Regions from separate parts of the Homo sapiens genome. Here region 2 is linked to region 1. The links are chromatin loops, found by intact Hi-C in ENCODE. Cell type or tissue: Caco-2. All regions are shown on one strand. Each heading gives the region's core, and the rest is flanking DNA. Links, peaks and the distances in the headings are about the cores only.

The links. A loop is a pair of places that touch in the nucleus more often than their neighbours do. Peaks named below come from ENCODE experiments on the same cell type or tissue, not always from the same donor. Only the 100,000 strongest peaks of a DNase experiment are listed, where the experiment ranks them.
Region 2: a loop joins it to region 1, with 5 times the contacts of the local background. A loop is called at or near these places in 16 of 110 quality-filtered maps.

What each region holds. Positions count from the first base shown.
Region 1 is chr5:154,807,289-154,817,326 of GRCh38, forward strand. It overlaps LARP1 (La ribonucleoprotein 1, translational regulator), which reads left to right. Exons shown (of 19, transcript NM_033551.3): 16 at 1,171-1,315; 17 at 3,959-4,068; 18 at 4,225-4,352; 19 at 6,599-10,038. The coding sequence ends at 6,808. Among named protein-coding and RNA genes, the nearest start is that of MIR378H, 17 kb to the right of the region's middle. In Caco-2, for the core only: a CTCF peak has its summit at 4,771 (motif pointing left); a DNase peak (open chromatin) is centred at 4,763.
Region 2 is chr5:154,863,325-154,873,362 of GRCh38, forward strand. CNOT8 (CCR4-NOT transcription complex subunit 8) reads left to right here. Exons shown (of 7, transcript NM_001301073.2): 2 at 1-71; 3 at 1,868-2,061; 4 at 7,337-7,498; 5 at 8,406-8,550; 6 at 9,217-9,327. Among named protein-coding and RNA genes, the nearest start is that of CNOT8, 9.7 kb to the left of the region's middle. In Caco-2, for the core only: no CTCF peak of the experiment used is centred there; a DNase peak (open chromatin) is centred at 5,507.

The DNA of each region.
Region 1 (10,038 bases), core at 621-8,620:
ACTGGGCATATTCACATACAGGTTTCCTGTAGACGTAGTTTCTCCTTTATTTTGGTTAGAAGAGTAGTATTGCTGGGTCATGGGGTAACCATGTTTAACCCTTTGACAAAATTAAACTCTGTTTTCCAAAGTGGAAATTTTGGAATTTTATATTGAAATATAAAATTTTCGTTTTATATTTCTAAAAGCAATATGTGAGTCTTCTGGTTTTTCACATCCTTCCAACACTTGTTATTGTTTGTCTATTTTTCTTTATTTTTATTATTTAACATTTATTTTTGAGACAGCGTTTTACTCTGTCACCCAGGCAGGAATGCAGTGACTTAATTATAGCCCACTGCAGTCTCGAACTATTGGGCTCAAGCAATCCTCCTGCCTCAGCCTCCTGAGTAGCTGGGACTACAGGCATGCTCCACCATACCAATCTAATTACTAAAAGTTTTCTGTAGAGACAGGGGTCTCACTATGTTGACCATGGTGGTCTTGAACTCCTGGCCTTAAGCAGTCCTCCCTCCTCAGCCTCACAAAGTGCTGGAATTACAGACGTGAGCAACCTTGCCCAGCCAAGATGCTTTTTTAACTGGATTGTTTTTCTAGTTATTAAGTTGTAGGAATTCCTTTATCAAATACGTGATTTGCAAATATTTTCTCTGATTCTATGGGTTATCTTTTCACTTTTTTGATGCACAAAATTTTTTTGTTTTAATGATATTCATTTTCTCTTGTTTTGTTGCTTGTGCTTTTGGTGTTGTGCATTTTTTGATATTACTGTTTTGTACTTGTGACTATTGTAGGACTCTTGAGGTAAATATTGGTAATGAGCTAAATACAGTTTGTTAGAATTTACAAACAATTTGTTCATGCCTTGTCTTGTCTCGACGGCACTTGAAAGTAGTACCAGTTGAGGTGAAGAGCTAGACTGCCAGCCTGGTTCAGAAGCTGCTGCCACCTGCTCCTGGAAAAGTACAGGCCCAGCTCCCAGCATCAGGGCCTGGGGCAGAGTGGTTAGTGCTCAATAGATATCTGCTGAATGACTGAGTGGCAGATGATGAGTGAGGGGATTTGGAAGTACATGAGAAAGGACCAAGTCTTAAGTTCCAGGATCCTTTCTCCCTGAAGCAAGGGCAGCCTGAACCTGAGACATGCCTTTCCTCCTTTCTTTCCCATCAGAGCGGAAACGCTTGGGCATTGGCCAGTCTCAGGAGATGAACACACTCTTCCGCTTCTGGTCCTTCTTCCTCCGAGATCACTTCAACAAAAAGATGTATGAGGAGTTCAAGCAGCTGGCTCTGGAGGACGCCAAAGAAGGCTACAGGTGAGCAGGTTTGGGTGGGGGACTTTGGCTGGTGCTTAGGGATGATGTGGGATCCCTAGTTGGTCTGCTTCCAGAACTGTAGTTGGAAATTCCTTGCATGTGTATGTTCATTCATATACTTGATGAAAAATTTGTTTTTAAATGAGCAGTATATTCACATGGTTCAAATTTCAAACATTTTAAAAGGTTGTATAATGAAGAGTTGTCTTATCCCTGTCCCCCACCCATCTGGTGTCTTTCCCCACAGGCAACCAGTATTAGAATCTTGTGGGTCCTTTATAAAGGACCCTATGTAAGTAAGTAGACATCTGTGTAGTCTTCCATGCCACTACCACTCCTTTTGTTTACGCAAAAGCTGGCCTACGTTATAATATTTTTTGCACCTTGCATTTGTTTTTGTTTAATACTATATTTTGGAGATCATTCTATATCTGTACATAATTAACTTTGTTGTTCTTTTTTTATGGGCTGTAACATGGTCTTATATGGATGTACCATGATTTATTTAGTCCATCTCCTATTAGTGGATACTTAGGTTGTTTCCAATATTTTGCTATTAAAAAAACCTTGAGTCCTTTTTTCCTGGCTGGGTGGCTCACGCCTATAATCCCAGCGCTTCGGGAGGTCAAGGCAGAAGGATCACTTGAGCCCAGGAGTTCGAGACCAGCCTGGGCTCAAGCGATCGTTCTGCCATAGTAAGACCCTGTTTCTATTAAAAAAAAAAAAAAGACCTCCCCACACCCCCACCCCCTCCCCAATTTTCAATGTAAAATGTGCTCTCTGTAAACTACATGAAAAAAGACAAGTTTGGAAAAGCTGATGAAAACATCCATCATTCCAGAGACAGCAAGTGTTCTTCTGCCATCAAGCTTCCTAGTTTCTTCTTGGCATATTTAATGTATTTAGCTCATCCTATGAAGTTTGTGCTCTTCCAGACTTTGTATGCATGTGTAGTTGTAAAATTTACATACTTGTTTACAAAAATGGACTCATGGGCTCATTCTACGTCTAACATGTTTGAACATGTCTTTTCCATTTGATAATGTATTATTGTAAGCATTCTTCAGTATCCTTAAGTATACATTTATACTATTTCTTTTTTTTTTTTTTTTTTGAGGTGGAGTCTCGCTCTGTCGCCCAGGCTGGAGTGCAGTGGTGCGATCTTGCCTCACTGCAACCTCCACCTCCACCTCCCGGGTTCACGCCATTCTCCTGCCTCAGCCTACCGAGTAGCTGGGACCACAGGCGCCTGCCACCACGCCTGGCTAATTTTTTTTGTATTTTTAGTAGAGACGAGGTTTCGCTGTGTTAGCCAGGATGGTCTCGATCTCCTGACCTTGTGATCCGCCTGTCTCAGCCTCCCAAAGTGCTGGGATTACTTTGTGAGCCACCGCGCCCTGCCTTACTATTAATTTCTAATAGCTTATATTACTCCATTGTATAGATTTGCCATGATTTTTCTTAATTGCATCTCTATTCGTTGACATTTGTATTTTGCTTAATTAATGCTGCTGTAAACAGTTTGGTACATCTGTTAAGATCTAAATCTGGACTGGGTGCTGTGGCTCACACCTGTAATCCCAGCACTTTGGGAGTGCGAGGCAGGCAGATCACTTGAGGTCAGGAGTTTGGGACCAGCCTGGCCAACATGGTGAAGCCCCGTCTCTACTAAAAATACACAAATTAGCTGGGTGTGGTGGCACATGCCTGTAGTTCCAGCTACACGGGAGGCTGAGCTAGGAGAATGGCTTGAACCCAGGAGGCAGAGGTTGCAGTGAGCCAAGATCGTGCCACTGCACTCCAGCCTGGGTGACTGAGCGAGACTCTGTCTCAAAAAAAAGAAAAAAAAAAGATCTAAATCTATTGGCATGTGTTTGTTTTTGTTTTGTTTTATTTTATTTTGGAGACGAGTCTCACTGTGTCACCTAGGCTGGAGTGCAGTGGCGCAATCTCGGCTCACTGCAACCTCCACCTCCCAGGTTCAAGCGATTCTTCTGCCTCAGCCTCCCGAGTAGCTGAGATTACAGGCACCCACCACCACACCTGGCTAATTTTTGTATTTTGGTAGAGATGGGGTTTCACCATGTTGGCCAGGCTGGTCTTGAACTCCGGACCTCAAGTGATCTGCGTGCCTTGGCCTCCCAAAGTGCTTGCATTATAGACATGAGCCACAGCGCCTGGCCGCATGTGTTCCTTGAAGTGAAATTTCTGAGTCAGATAAATGAACAAACCTACTAATTGGCATGGTCAAATGGCTTTGCAGAGTTATACCAGGGATTGGCCAACTTTTTCTAGAAAGAGTCAGTAAATACTTTAGGCTTTGTTGGCCATAAGGTGTTTGTCGTAATTACTCAACTCCGTTCACTCTGTTATTGTAGCAGAAAGCAACCATAGATACTTCATAAAAGAATAGGAGTAAACAAATGTCTGTGGCAGGGGGACAGAGTTCCTTGACTGCAGGAAATCTCTGAACATTTTATGCTGGACCCACTTAGACTAGCATTCTAAAAGCGTGTATGCTGTTTTTTCAATACAGAAATAACATGTAGTTTAAACTGTTTCATAGTTCCTCTGTTATGCAGGCACATTTCCCGTTTTACAGATGAAGAAACTGCCCTGATTTCACTGACTTGTGTTCTACAGATATGGTTTGGAGTGCCTTTTTCGATACTACAGTTATGGCCTGGAAAAGAAGTTCCGGCTGGACATATTCAAGGATTTTCAGGAGGAAACGGTGAAGGACTATGAAGCTGGTAAGAGCCAGAGTTGGATCTGAGTGAGGCCTGGTCATGTAGGCCTCCTCTTCCCCAGTTGGACCTGGGTCTTTCTGTGTATTACACAACACCTCCCTCTCTCCTCTGAGCTTCTTTATCCTCACCAGCTCAGCTTTTCTGTACCTCTCCCTACAGGCCAACTGTATGGGCTGGAGAAGTTCTGGGCCTTCTTGAAATATTCCAAAGCCAAAAATTTGGACATTGACCCCAAACTGCAAGAATACCTCGGCAAATTCCGACGTCTTGAAGACTTCCGAGTAGATGTAAGTGAAACTCTTTCTCTAACTCTGCTTGTCCTGGAAAGAAAACTGGACCAGGAATCAGGATACTTGGATTCTGGTCCAGCTGTGCCCCTAGCCCAGGAACCCCTCTCCCTGCTCCCCACAATTTGGGCTTTGCTTTTTCACCTTTAAAATGGAGAGTGAGTGGCCAATGAAGGCTAGTTGGAGATAGTTGTATGGTTGCTCCTGCTTACCCTTTCTGTGGTACCATCATAATGCTCTTTCTCTCCTATCTCACCATCCTCCTTGCTACTGTGCCCAAGTTAGCCACTACTAGTTGATCAGGATGGGTATCCAAGATACACACATTTGTTCTTTCTGGAAAAAGCCAATTCCAACCCCAGTTTATAAATTAATGCCCAGGTCTCTTATGTTCTTGGAGCAGCGCCTCAACGGTGACATCCAGTGGCAGGGCTGGGTTATTACTGCTGGGTATATCAAGGGAAGTTGGAGTGATTTAATTGATTCAGCAGATACTGATTGGATGTCTCTGTGCTCGGTGCTTTAGAGATAAGGGAAAGAGGCTCAGTTTTTCCTTCTGAGAGTTTATAATGTAGTAGAGATGTCTCTTTGTCTTATTCCCTTCAAACCTTTTAGCAAAAAGGCAAATGCAAGTAAATGACAATTAGACTAGCCCTTAACATTTTGTATTAGTCTCTTCTCACTCTGCTAATAAAGACATACCTGAGACTGGGTAATTTATAAAGGAAAGAGGTTTAATTGACTCACAGTTCTGCATGGCCAGGGAGGCCTCAGGAAACTTAAAATCTTGGCAGAAGGGGAAGCAAATACATCCTTCTTCACATGGTGGCAGCAAGGAGAAGTGCAGAGTGAAGGGAAGTAAAAGCCCCCCCCCCCCACCCCCCCTTTTTTTTTTTGGAGACAGAGTCTTGCTCTGTCACCCAGGCTAGAGTGCAGTGGCACGATCTTGGCTCACTGCAACCTCCGCCTCCCGGGTTTAAGTGATTCTCCTGCATTAGCCTCCTGAGTAGCTGAGATTATAGGTGCGCACCACCACGCCTGGCTAATTTTTGTATTTTTAGTAGAGATGGGGTTTCACCATGTTGGCCAGGCAGGTCTCAAACTCCTGACCTTGTGATCCACCTGCTTGGCCTCCCAAAGTGCTGGGAGTACAGGCATGAGCCACCGCGCCCGGCCCAAAAGCCCCTTATAAGACCGTCAGATCTTGTGAGAACTCACTCACTATCACGAGAACAAGATGGGGGAAACTGCCCCCATGATGCAATTATCTCCACCTGGTCCCTCCCGCGACATGTGGGGATTATGGGAACTACAATTCAAGATCGAGATTTGGGTGGAGACACAGCCAAATCATCACATTTATTATTTTAAAACTGCCATTTATTAAGTGTTTATTATGTGCCAGGTACTTTACATTGACCTTATTTAACCCTTATGTGGTGACGCAGACAGGACTTATTAGGTTAACTGAGGTTCGTGGCCATCCAGTGACATAATGGCAGAGCCACTCAGGTCTCTCAATATAAACACAAATCTGTTTTCTTTTATTCTTAAGCATTTCCACCCTTGAGGAGGAGAAGGGAGGGGAGCAGGGTACAAGTCACAGAGAACCTTTGTGATAAGTAGACCTATTAGGGTGGAACAAGGACTCAGTTTTGGTTCCCAAAATGGGAAGGAAACGTCTGTCTTCGGGGTTATAAGACCTTTGTTAGTGGTAAGGCCAGTCTGGAGCATGGTCTGAGTCTTAGTTCAGGATCCTCTGGACCTTGAAGAGAATGAGGTGATCCCCAGAAGGATCTGGGCCTTCTGAGCTGAGACGTCGCAGCATACTGCATGCCACATTCCACATTTCTGAGCAAGAGATCCCTTCTTGGAAGGGAAGCAGAAATGAGGTTGGATAAAAGCCTGGCCTTTTGGGGCAGGTAGACCTAAATTTTGTCTTTATCGGTTACCAGCTATGAGACCCTGGGGAAGTTACTTTTTTGTGCTTCAGTTTCCTCATCTATAAAATCAGATGTCCATGGGTCCACATCAAAGGGTGATGCTGACCCCATGAGAGAGTGTGCATAAAACAGCACAAGGCTTGGCATGAAGAAACGCTTAATAACTTATAATTTATTTTTAAGGTTAAACCCATTCATTTTCTATATTTGGAGGTAGAAAGTAGGAAGTGTCTAGACGGGCCTGGCAAGGAAGAGGGCGTAGATAGTGCTTCTGATCACCTGTGACTCCTTCCTCTGTTGCAGCCCCCCATGGGTGAGGAGGGCAACCACAAGCGACACTCAGTGGTAGCAGGAGGTGGCGGCGGTGAGGGCAGGAAGCGGTGCCCCTCCCAGTCTTCCAGCAGGCCTGCTGCCATGATCAGCCAACCCCCTACACCACCCACCGGCCAGCCTGTCCGGGAAGATGCCAAATGGACAAGCCAGCACTCGAACACACAGACTTTGGGAAAGTGAAAAGCTCCTTAGCCCTGGGGCTTGAGGGGGGAAAGGGGTAGGGTGGGTAAGAGTCCATGGGGGTGCCCAGTCCCAGGAAAGGGGACAATGAAGGGACAGGCCTGGAGTTACTAGGACAGGCCTTTGTGCTGAGTAGCAATGTATACACCATTTGGGCTATCAGAGGTACCCCTGGGCAGGAGCCTCTACATCCCCTTCCCCCTCCTCTCTCCATGACTCTTGACATCCTAGCTTCTTCTAAGGGGGGAGGGAAAGGGGGGAGATTTTTATATATATATACATATATATATATCAAGTTTTAAATTATTGATAGTTCATCTGGATTACCAAAATCACTCTGCAGCCCTGCCCGAGGCTAGTAGGCTGCAACCCTGGTCCCCACCCCTAACCTCCTGCTCCCCCTCAAGCCAACTATGCAGCCCACAAGAAGGCCCTGCGGGCCCCCCCATTGCCCAGCACTGTCTCATAGAAGGCTCTGGTGGTACCTCTGGGCCCCAGGAGCATCAGCCCCTTGATCATCTGGGGTTTGTCATCACCATATTTTCTCCCTGCTGTTCCCACCATGCCCTTCTGCCATCTTCTGGGAGAAGGAAACCAAAGGATCTAAAACTGGGGTTTGGGGGAAGGTTTCAGCCTCTCCCCACTCCCCTTGCCCCACACCCTTTACTCCCCAGCCCAGAGAGACGCTGCTTTTACCAGGAAAGACTATTGAAAGATGTTTTATTTTATTTTTCTCTGACCTTTCCATCCTTGAAAAAATGGGGAAAAAAGAAGAAAAAAGACAAAATCGACCATAAAAGACCAAAAAAAAAAAAAAAATCAGAAAACCCCCACCTAATCCACAGAAAGTAATGTCTTTCCCCTCCCCTTGGAATTTTTGTTTTGTTTTTGGAAATAATATTTTTTTAAAAGTTGCCTTATTGTGGAGCGGGAATCTGAAATACCCAAATGCCTGTTTTCCTCGGTGGAGTCAACCCGAAGAGCTCCCACCTTCTCTGGATGTGCCTGGGCTTGGACTGGCTAGAATCTTTCTCTGGACTGTTGCATGTACAGTGCCTCCATCCTGGAGGCAAGAGAGTTGGGAGTGGCTCGAATCAGAGCCGTGCCCAAGATATCCCTGCTGTTGCATCGTTTGAAGCTGACGTCCTGTGTCTGTACACTGCTGCCACTGTTGTGTCCTCGCTCTGCTTGCTGTTGCCTCACGCCAGGCCCCGTCCTGCCGTGACACCCTTCATCCTACCCTTGGAACCCCAAGGCCAAGTTGGTTCAAACTGTTGGAGAACAGAGTTGGCCTGCATCTGGAACACACTTGTCCTCAGCTTACCATCTCCTCACACCCCAGAGTGGAAAGGTGAACACCTGCAGCTGAGGCTTGGAAACGTTTCTTGTGTTGCCCTGAAAAATCTTTGAGACCTCAGGGAGGCTCTGTCTCTCTTAAAAGGTGGAGAAAGATGCCATTCTCTCCCTAAGGTCTGGTGGAGTCTCCCCATCTTGCATACCCTTCTGCAAGCCATCTATCTCTGCTCACTCTCCAATTGACCCGCCTGGGAACAAGGGATGAGGAGGAGTTGGGGGCTGGGGGGAATCCTGCCAGTTGGTGAAGCCCTGTGGCAGGAAGGTATATGTGGACATAGAGTATACCTGATTCTCTTTCTTCAGCCACTGACTGCTTGGGTTGGGCTGTGAATGATAATGGAATGGCTGGAGTCTGCTGTTGTCAGAAGGCAGGGAGGGTGATGAAGGACTGACCCACATGGACTGGGATGTGTGTCGGTTATGGGCATGACTGCACGTTCACTCTCAGTGGGATCTGGGCAACATGGAGTTCATTGTCCTGTTGCTTACTTACTGCAATGTCTTTGGCCCTCCTTTTCAACTGGTTCCTCTGTTGGGCCCAAAGGTTGGGAGTAGGAGACAGTATCCCAGGCTGACAAGGGCTTGCCCTTTACCTTGGGCACCTTGTTAATTTTTAGCCTGTGCCCTTCCCCACCTTTGCCCTCCCAGTGGTTGGTATGTGGGAAGCCCATCTCAGTTCCTGTGACTTCATGTCTCAAACCAAGGATGAGCGTCTGGTCTCTGCTATGATGGTGGTATCCGAGGCCTTTCCCTGCCCAGTCTGGTGCCTGCCCCACATTGTACCGGACACTGGATTCCTGGACCCCCTTCTCCTTTCCTTTCTTTCCTTCAGGTCACGCAGCCCTGTACTGTATCCAGCACCACAGAAACCTCAGTGTTTTTCCTCTGCTGGTTTGGGGCACAAGGAAGCCTTAGGGTATGGGGAAAGGCTGTTATTACCTAGAGTTTACTCCCAGGCCAGGGGGCTGCCATCTTCTTCACAGACATCCCTGAAAGGAAGCCCCTTTGGGGCAGGGAGGTGAGGACTTCATCTCAACATCGGCTGGTGGTTGGTAGGGGAGCTTTTTCTTTTCTTTCCTTTTTTTTTGTTTTTGTTTTTGTTTTTGTTTTTGGTAACATGTTAGGAGTTAATGTTGCAAAGAGTAGTTTACATCTTCACTTTCTGAAGACACTTGAATTTAGGACCGATGTATCTGTGACAAGCATGCCAGAAGTGGCAGGGGCCATCAGGGCTAACCACTTCACACCTACCATCGTCCCATGGGGATCCAAGACCTGAGATAAAGCAACAGCCTGCCCAGATCCCTCTGTTCATCCTATCCCTTCCAAGGTTGGTCCATGCCAACATAACCTCTGGGCATCAGACATCAGCAGGTCTGTGTGCCTCAGCCCTGTTAAGGGGCAGGTTTCTCTTTAGCCCTCTTCCTGCACTTGGGAGCAAAGGCACTACCAGTAGAGAAGGGCCATCCAGCCGTGCCCCAGCCTGGACCCCTGGGGCTCAGATAGAGGTGCTGAGCCCCTGTGTCAAAGTTGTTAAATGTTTTTGTTTTGTTCCATTGTAGCTCTTTTTTTTTTTTTTTCCCCTTTCCTGGTGATTGATTTTACAAAAGAAAGTAAGCTGCTTAGAAGGCCCTGGAAGGGAAGTGAGGAGGAGGGACAAGGAAGATGACTAGTTACGGAGGGTGAGGGTTGTTTTTTGCCAAAAAGCCTGGGTAGAGTGATCTGAATTATCTGGCACCCTCCTGAATGGAACCCCAGAGTACCTCCTGTGTGGAAGGGTCCCTGGATTTTCCCTAACACCCACCCTCTCCCCCTTCAGCCATGCTGATGGCAGAGAAGATAAGAACTTGGAGCCCATTTCTCACTGGAGAGGA
Region 2 (10,038 bases), core at 758-8,757, 56 kb after region 1:
GGGCCAGTAATCTAGAAGAAGAGATGAGGAAGATCCGAGAAATCGTGCTCAGTTACAGTTATATTGCCATGGTAAGGAGCTCTACTCTGACTCACCTTCTTTGTCACTTTTAAAGTTGGGGTCTTGCTCTGTTGCCCAGGCTGGAGTGCGGTGGCTATTCACAGATGCAATCATAGCTCACTGCAGCCTTGAACTCCTGGGCTCAAGCAGTCCTCCCACCTCACCTTTCCAGGTTGCTGGGACTGCAGGCTCATACCACTATGCCCAGCTTGACTCACCTTCTTATATGGATGGGTTTAGGGAATGTTTAATTTGAGATTTTGAAAAGAATGGGTATGTTCCACTAAAGCCATTGTAAATTAAACCGGATGGAAGGTTGTGTTGCTTCATGAAATATCAAGGTAGCCAGTGTCTCTGAGAAGGATGTAACCTCTAGTATCTTAGATTTTTTATAACATTATTCTGTTTGAAAGTCTTTAAAGCAGAAGTTACGTCATCCCCTAGGGCCCAGCTGTTCCACAGATATGTTGGATTTGACTATACGATGTTAAGAATTTTAAAAATTTATTGCCAGCATTTAAAAGTCAATAGAACTCACTTGAATTCCAGATTTCTGGCATCTCTGAAAAAAAAAAATAGGAAGATCTGGCAATATCTGTTATCCACTCCTGCCTGACACTGGCTGGAGAGAGAGATGAGTATTGTGGTAATATTAAGGGCCTCCTGTAGACGGGCATGTGCTCTCTGTTTTACTCCAGTCCCGATTACTTGTACTATTTTCATACCTAGCTGACTTTACTCCTTTACATTAGCTGCTTGGAGTTTGTGACTCCTGCTTTAGAAATTATAGAGTTGGCCGGGCGCGGTGGCTCACGCCTGTAATCCCAGCACTTTGGGAGGCCGAGACGGGCGGATCACGAGGTCAGGAGATTGAGACCATCCTGGCTAACACGGTGAAACCCTGCCTCTACTAAAAATACAAAAAATTAGCCGGGCATGGTGGTGGGCGCCTGTAGTCCCAGCTACTCGGGAGGCTGAGGCAGAGAATGCGTGAACCCGGGAGGCAGAGCTTGCAGTGAGCCGAGATCGTGCCACTGCACTCCAGCTTGGGGGACAGAGCGAGACTCCGTCCCAAAAAAAAAAAAGAAATTACAGAGTTAAGTCTTTAGCTTGGTATTCAGAGCTCCTTCCAGTCTTTTCACTCAAGCTAAGCCTGTCTCTTTATATTTTTTTCTGAATGGCTGTTTCACTTCCCTGTATTTGTATTTTTATTCATATATTGTTCTCTACCTAGAATGTTCTTAATTGACTGCATATCTACCTGTAGTTACTCAACTCTTTCTATTGACATTCTGCTTATTTAGGATCAAGTTGTTGTGCAAAGCTTCATGATTTTAGTGCTTCTTCAGTAGATACCAACAAGATCAGTATTTTAAGATAGGATTTTGGCTGGGTGTGTTGGCTGATGCCTGTAATCTGTGCACTTTGGGAGGCCGAGGCAGGTGGATCACTTGAGACCAGCCTGGGCAACATGGTGAAACCCCATCTCTACAAAAAAATACAATAATTAACTGGGTGTGGTGGTGTGCACCTGTAGTTCCAGCTACTTAGGGAGGCTGAGGTGGGAGGATTGATTGCACCTGTGAGGTTGAGGCTGTAGTGAGCTGTGATTGTGCCACTGCCCTCCAGCCTGGGTGACAGAGACAGACCAACCCTATCTCAAAAAAACACAAAAAGAATTTTGTGCCCAAGTTTGGGGCTTGCCACATAACTTTTATAAATGGAGGTAAAATTTTATTTATGAATTACCAATTCAGCATCCACTGTTTTGTGAAACCTTGTGATGAGAGACTTTTTCCTTTTCCAGGACACAGAATTTCCAGGTGTTGTGGTGCGACCAATTGGTGAATTTCGTAGTTCCATAGATTACCAATATCAGCTTCTGCGGTGCAATGTTGACCTTTTAAAAATTATCCAGCTGGGCCTTACATTCACAAATGAGAAGGGAGAGTATCCTTCTGGAATCAATACTTGGCAGTTCAATTTCAAATTTAACCTTACGTAAGTGATTTCTAAATAAATGCGTTAATTTTAAGTTTTGTTTTCACTGAATCCAGGTGGGTGTTGGATAGAGCGGTCAAGCAGAGGACGGAACAGGGAATCTCAGCAAGTGAAGTCCTGCTTAAAGAACTGCAGCAGCTCAACAATGAAAAGATAAACAACCCAACTAAAAATGTGCAAAAGATAGACTTTTCTTGAAAGATAATGTACAGATGGCCAGTAAGCACATGAAAAGATGCTCAACATCATTAGTCATGAGGGAAATGCAAATTAAACCCACATTGGGATACCACTTCACACCCACTAGAATGGCTATAGTCAAAAAGACATAATAAGTGTTGTTGAGGGTGTGGAGAAAATTGGAACCCTCATACATTGCTGCTGGGAATATAGAATTTTGGGGGAAATTCTGGAAAATAGTTTTGCAGTTCCTGAAAAGGTTAAACATAGAGTTGCCATATGACCTAGCAATTCCACTCCTAGGCAGTGGAAAATTCCATGGTATGTATATACCGCATTTTGTTTATTCATCTGTTGATAGACACGTGGGTTTTTTCTACCTCTTGACTGTTGTGAATATTGCTGCTATGAACATGGGTGTGCAAATATTTCTTCAAGGTCTTGCCTTCAGTTCTTTTGGATGTATGCCCAGGAATTTTCAAAGAAAATTTCGGGGAGACTGTCATTTTGCTGATTGCATAAAATGATGTTAGTGTACTTCCTATTGTATCCTGCTTTGTTTAACTGGGCATCGGGAGTGTTTCATGATTTAGGAGTAATCTTTTTTTCCTGTCAATACAGGGTCTCGCTTTGTCACCCAGGCTAGAGTGCAGTGGTGCTAACATGGCTTACTGCAGCCTCAATCTCCCAGGCTTATCTGATCCTCCCACGTCAGCCCCCTAAGTAGCTGGGACTACAGGTGCACGCCACCATGCCCAGCTGATTTTTTGTAGAAAGTGATCAGCCCGCTTTGGCCTCCCAGAGTGTTGGGATTACAGGTGGAGCCATTGTTCCTGGAAGGAGTAATTTTTTTTATTGTTGTTCGTATGTTTTGGAAATTTCCTTGAGGTTCAAGTAATTTTGGGAGATCATCTGGATCTTTCCTTTAACTGCATTTTTTAGTTTATTGTCAAAGCCTGTAGTTTGTACCATAAAAATAATATAATACAAGGAAGAAAAATGAGTTATTTCACTGAGTGGTTTGGGTATGTTTGGGTTTAAAATAATGTTTACTTGCAGCCGGGCGTGGTGGCTCACGCCTGTAACTCCAGCACTCTGGGAGGCCGAGGTGGGTGGATCACTGGATCACTTGAGGCCAGGAGTTCAAGACCAGCCTGGCCAATGTGGTGAAACCCCATCTCTACTAAAAATAAAAAAATTAGCTGGGTATGCTGGCAGGTGCCTGTAATCCCAGCTACTCAGGAGGCTGAGGTGGGAGGATCACTTGAACCTGTGAGGTGGAGGCTGCAGTGAGTCGAGATTGTGCCACTGCACTCCAGCCTAGGTGACAGAATGAGACTCTGCCTCAAGAAAAAGAAAAAAAATAATGTTTACTTGGGATTGAAGCCTAGTTATAATAAGCAAAACAAAAAAAAAATGTTTATTTAAGTGGAAAAGAAACTTGTGATTCATCATTGGTTTTAATTTAGTGGAAAAAAATCAAGATTGCAGTGGTTTTCTTATTGTCTAACCCAAGTTTATATGAAAAGCAAGTGAAAGTCTAGTGGAACAGGAGTCGTTTAGCTTATTTCCTTACTTTTGTATTACATGGTATTATAAATAATTCCTGTGGTTGAATTAATGGATATATCTTTAGAGTGGAATATTATGACAGTGTTACAATGGATGAGTATTGATTTGTAAAGATGGTCTGTGATGTAGAGATGTAAGGGATGTAGGTGTGTATGTGTAGATAGAGAAAATAGTCTGGAAAGATCTGTAAACAAAGGTATTGGATCTGTGGGGTAGCATTATACGACCATTAATTTTTTCAGTTTTTTTCATGACAGAGTCTTTTAGATAATCATCTGTATACCAAGTAATAACATGTTACAAGTTATTTAATTCTGTCATCTAGTAATTTTGATTAAGAGAAACTACAAGTAGCTCAAACAATTACACTAGTATTCATTGTTTGAACCATTAGCAGGAATAGACTACTTTAAGGCTGGCTGTTGCTTCACGTGGGTTACAAATAACTATTTGCTACTTTTTCATAGATAAAGCCCCTGACCTTCATGGAAGCATTAGGGAAAAAGAAAACTTAATTTCTTTCTTTCTTCAAAGAACTTTTTTCCTTTCACTAGATATAAGAAAGAAAAAGTCAACAATAATACATGTGTTGCTTGAGCTAAAAGACATAGGAGAACAGACAACACATACCCATTACATTTCTAGGAAATACGAGGTAAAGAGAAAAAAAATTTTTAATGTCTTTTTTAAAATATAAAAGCTTTAGTTAAGTTGTAAGTCTGTACAAAGAAGCTAGATTTGCTACTCTCCAAGAAGTGAAGGGACCTGCTATGTAATATACAGAAATCATTTACTTCCTTTCCTTTTCTTTTTTTTTGAAACAGAGTCTTGCTCTGTCACCCAGGCTGGAGTGCAGTGGCACAATCTCAGCTCACTGCAACGTCTGCCTCCCGGGTTTAAGCAGTTCTCCTGCCTCAGCCTCCCGAGTAGCTGGGATTACAGGCGCCCACCACCATGCCTGGATAATTTTTGTATTTTTCTAGTAGAGACGGGGTTTCACCATGTTGGCCAGGCTGGTCTCGAACTCCTGACCTTGTGATCCGCCCGCCTTGGCCTCCCAGAGTGCTGGGATTACAGGCATGAGCCACCATGCCCCACCTATTTACTGCCTTTTCTTTTTCTTTTCTTTTCTTTTTTTTTTTTTTTTTTGAGGTAATGTCTTGCTTTGTCACCCAGGCAGGAGTGCAGTGGTGCAATCTCGGCTCACTGCAACCTCCACCTCCCAGGTTCAAGCAATTCTCTGCCTCAGCCTCCTAAGTAGCTGGGATTACAGGTGCCCACCATGCCTGGCTAACTTTTGTATTTTTAGTAAAGACGGGGTTTCACCATCTTGGCCAGGCTTGTCTTTAACTCCTGACCCTCGTGATCCACCCACTCTGGTCTCCCAAAGTGCTGGGATTACATACAGTTGTGAGCCACCGCACCCGACCTATTTACTTCATAAGAATATAACTTGAGCTTTGCCAAAGCTTTATGTTCCCTGAGGGCATCTAAAACGCCAGTTCATGGAACAGGCACTTCTTTCTCCCACTCCTTTCCATTTATGCTGTAGTTTTCATGGATTTCTGCTCAGTGTCACAGACGGTGGCCAAGAGGCTATCCAAGCCTTGTTCTGCCAGAAGTAGGTCTGGAGGCTGGTCCTCTTCTGGGCTTCCTACGCCACTTGAGTGCTGCAGCTACTGGGATTCCAGGGCTGTGGCTTCCTTGGCCTGGACCACTTCCTCCCTCTGCAGGTGGTACTGTTAAGTTTCATCCTTAGCTGCTCCTTTGATCTACTTCAGCCTCTGGGTCTTTTGCTCATGGGCCTTGGATACCTTCTCAGTGGCACATTTCTCAGCCTGCAGCAGCTGCTGGATCCCCTGAGACTCACTGGCCATGGTGGCGGTGTCTGAGTCTGAGGCAAGCAGCCTGAATCAGCTGGAAGGCGCGTCAGGTCATCTTAGCTGGCTGCCCACCATCTGTGCCTCAATATTTTTTTGTTGGTTTATTTTTTTTTTTTGAGATAGAGTTTCGCTCCTGTTGCCCAGGCTGGAGTGTGATGGCGCTTTCTCAGCTCACTGCAACCTCTGCCTCCCAGGTTCAAGCGATTCTCCAACCTCAGCATCCTGAGTAGCTGGGATTACAGGCATGTGCCACCACGCCCTGCTAATTTTGTATTTTTAGTAGAGATGGGGTTTCTCCATGTTGGTCAGGCTGGTCTCGAACTCCCGACCTCAGGTGATCCACCCACCTCAGCCTCCCAAAGTGCTGGGATTACAGGCGTGAGCCACCCCACCCGGCCTTGTTGGTTTTTTTTTTTTTTTTTTTAAGTTTATTTATTTTTTTGAGACAGAGTCTTGTTCTGTCTCCTAGGCTGGAGTACAGTGGCGCCATCTTGGCTCACTGCAGCCTTTGCCTCCTGGGTTCAAGTGATTCTCATGCCTCAACTTCCTGAGTAGCTGGGATTCAGGGGCATGCCACCACGTCCGGCTAATTTTTGTTTTTTTGTGTTTTTTTTTTTTTTTTTGAGAGGGAGTCTCGCTCTGTCATCAGGCTGGAGCGCAGTGGCGCGAGCTTGGCTCACTACAACCTCTGCCTCCCAGATTCAAGTGAGTCTGCTGCCTCAGGCTCCCAAGTAGCTGGGATTACAGGCGTGCGCCACCACGCCCAGCTAATTTTTGTGTTTTTAGTAGAGAGAGGGTTTCACCACGTTGGCCAGGATGGTCTTGATCTCTTGACCTCGTGATCCGCCCACCTTGGCCTCCCAAATTTCTGGGATTACAGGCATGAGCCACCACGCCTGGCCTAATTTTTGTATTTTTGGTAGAGACAGGGTTTCACCATGTTGGCCAGGCTGGTTTGAACTCTGGGCCTCAAGTGATCTGCCTGTCTCAGCCTCCCAAAGTGCTGGTATTACAGGTGTGAGCCACCATGCCCGGCCTACTTATTTTATTTTTGAGACAGGATCTTGCTCTGTCACCTAGACTAGAGTGCAGTGGTGTGAGTCCCCTCCAGTTCTTGGCCTCAAACAATCCTCTCACCTCAGCCTCCGGAGTAGTTAGAACTACAGGTGCATACCACCATGCCTGGCTAATCTTTGTTTGTGTGTGTGTGTGTGTGTTGTTTTTTTTTTGTTTGTTTTGTTTTTTTTGAGACGGAGTCTCACTCTGTCACCCAGGCTGGTCTGGAACTCCTGGTCTGAAGTGATCTTCCTGCCTTGGCCTTCCAGAGTGCTGGGATTACAGGCGTGCACCACTGTGCCTGGTGTTATTGGTTTTTTTTTTTTTTTAAATAATGAGCAAATGTATACCTATTATAATTAGGAAATTTAGTTTATGGAGGAAAATCTCATTTTTCTATCTGTCACAGAAATATGATCTACTTTGCATGCTTGTTTGAATGTTGGAAAGAGTGAATTGATCTATTAAGTTAGGAAAAGCATTTCAAAAATACTTGTACTATAATTATAAGGTGGTGGTAATAGTGTGGCCACTACTTCTGTTTCATTATTCACCAGTTAATAAATAAACACCTTGTTTTTTAGAGAGGACATGTACTCCCAGGATTCCATAGATCTCCTTGCTAACTCAGGACTACAGTTTCAGAAGCATGAAGAGGAAGGGATTGACACACTGCACTTTGCAGAGCTGCTTATGACATCAGGAGTGGTTCTCTGTGACAATGTCAAATGGCTTTCATTTCATAGGTCAGTCCTAGGGAATGTGTATTTCTCTCTCACTTTGGGCTACACTGAAGCAGGGAATTGAATTCTTAGTCATTTTTGCAGTCCTAGTGACTGTTCTGTTCAGCAGCAGCAGCCAGAAGTTGAATTGGTGCTTGTTGCCCATGTTTCAGTTTTTCACAAAACACTGGGGCTCATATACTGGTTTGTTTCACACAGTATTTGGCTCTATCATGTGGCTATCAGTGGGTTTAATTCCAAGTGGGAATATGGTGGGTGTAGAGGGTCACAGTACTTGGTTATCTTTTAAATGGCTGTCTCGGAGTTTCTTAGGTACTTGAAAGCCAGATTCTCCTTATTTTAACTTCTCAGTACTTTTGGATTTTTGGTGAATCGAATCTACAATTAAACCCCTTGGGTACTTTTTTATATCTCCCATATTAGTCTGTTAGGTTGTTATTAGAAAGTTCAGATTATAGGCCGGGCGCAGTGGCTCACATCTATAATCCCAGCACTTTGGGAGGCTGAGAAAGGTGGATCACCTGAGGTCAGGAGTTCGAGACCAGCCTGGCCACCATGGCAAAACCCTGTCTTTACTAAAAATACAAAAATTAGCCAGGCATGGTGACGGGTGCCTGTAATCCCAGCTACTTGGGAGGCTGAGGCAGGGATAATTGCTTGAACCTGGGAGGTGAAGGTTGCAGTGAGCCGAGATCGTGCCATTGCACTCCAGCCTGGGCAACAGAGTAAGACTCTGTCTCAAAAAAAAAAAAAAAAAAAAAAGATTCAGATTATAGTACGATAAACTACTCAGAAAAAGTGAAAGTTCCTAACATGAAGTAGCATTTACAAGCTTTGAGAAATAAAATGGTTGAACACTGGGGCCTGATAACCACTGCTTTTTTAACCTCTGTGGTTTATTCTCTTGTAGTGGCTATGATTTTGGCTATATGGTAAAGTTGCTTACAGATTCTCGTTTGCCAGAAGAGGAACATGAATTCTTTCATATTCTGAACCTTTTCTTCCCATCCATTTATGATGTGAAATACCTGATGAAGAGCTGCAAAAATCTTAAGGTATATGATGTTTTTCTTAATACCAGTAACAAAAAGAAGGACAGAAAAAAAGCTGACTTTGCTTTATTGTTACGTGTTCAGCATGCATTTTTGAGTACTAGATGCTAGTGTGGTGGTAGACAGGGTATAATATAAAGCTGATTTGGTCAGATATTTGTGTGGTAACGATCTTTAACCTGGCCATGAAGGGAACCCTCTGCTTCTGTCATCTTAAGGCAGGCATTCTTCACTCGAGGGCCATGAACCTAATGAAAAGGTATAAATGCTGTTTGTTAGGGATGGGGTCTGTGGTATAACAGATTCTTAGAGGAGTTCTTAACTCTAGAAAGTTTTAGAACTTGGTACCGTAATAAATTGTTGACATAGAGCTTTGCTGTCTAGAATTAGAGTGGGATTTACTATTTCCTCAGCCTTGCAATTCTGATTTTAATGGCAGAGTTCTGGAAAAATTAACAACATGGAAAGGAGCAAAATGTAGGATGTAGCACAATATAGCGTCTGGAAAAAGGGAATAAAAGAGCTAAAAAGAGGTTACTAAGGCCTGTTAAATAAATGGCCTGTCCCCACTTCTTGCTAGAATTCAGTGAACTCATAACTGCACTTAGTTGGCTCCAGTAGGGGCATGTTGGGTTTGTAATATTATCTTTGTTCTCCATACATCTCCAGGGAGGTCTTCAGGAAGTTGCTGATCAGTTGGATTTGCAGAGGATTGGAAGGCAGCACCAGGCAGGCTCAGACTCACTGCTGACAGGAATGGCTTTCTTTAGGATGAAAGAGGTAAGCTTCCTTGAATGTGATCACAGGCCTCTCGGCAGTAACTTGCTGAAGGCTAAGGAGGTAGTGGATGGTCTGTTATGTGGGCTGAGGTTTGTTGAACATTTATTTTTTATTTATTTATTATTTATTTTTTTTGAGATGAAGCCTTGCTCTGTCACCCAGGCTGGAGTGCAGTGGTGCGATCTCAGCTCACTGCAACCTCCGCCTCCCGGGTTCAAGCTTTTCTTCTGCCTCAGCCTCCTGAGTAGCTGGGATTATAGGTGCCCGCCACCATGCCCTACTAATTTTTGTATTTTTAGTAGAGACAGGGTTTCGCCATGTTGGCCAGGCTGGTTTCAAACTCTTGACCTCAGGTGATCTGCCTGCCTTGGTCTCCCAAAGTGCTGGGATTACAGGCATGAGCCACTCTGCCTGGCCGAATTTTTTGTATTTTTAGTAGACACGGGGTTTCACTATGCTGGCCAGGCTGGTCTCGAACTCCTGACCTCAGGTGATCCGCCTGGCTTGGTCTCCCAAAGTGCTGGGATTACAGGCGTGAGCCACCACGCCCAGCCACATAGACTGTTTTTTTAGCAAGTTGATGTCCACTTTGAAAGTGGTTGTTTTTTGTTATGGTATTCTGCATGTCACATGTTTGAGAGGCAAAAGCAGCATTCTGACGTGAAAGCCACTTTCCAGTAACCAAGTATTCTTGAGCACACCCAAGTCCAG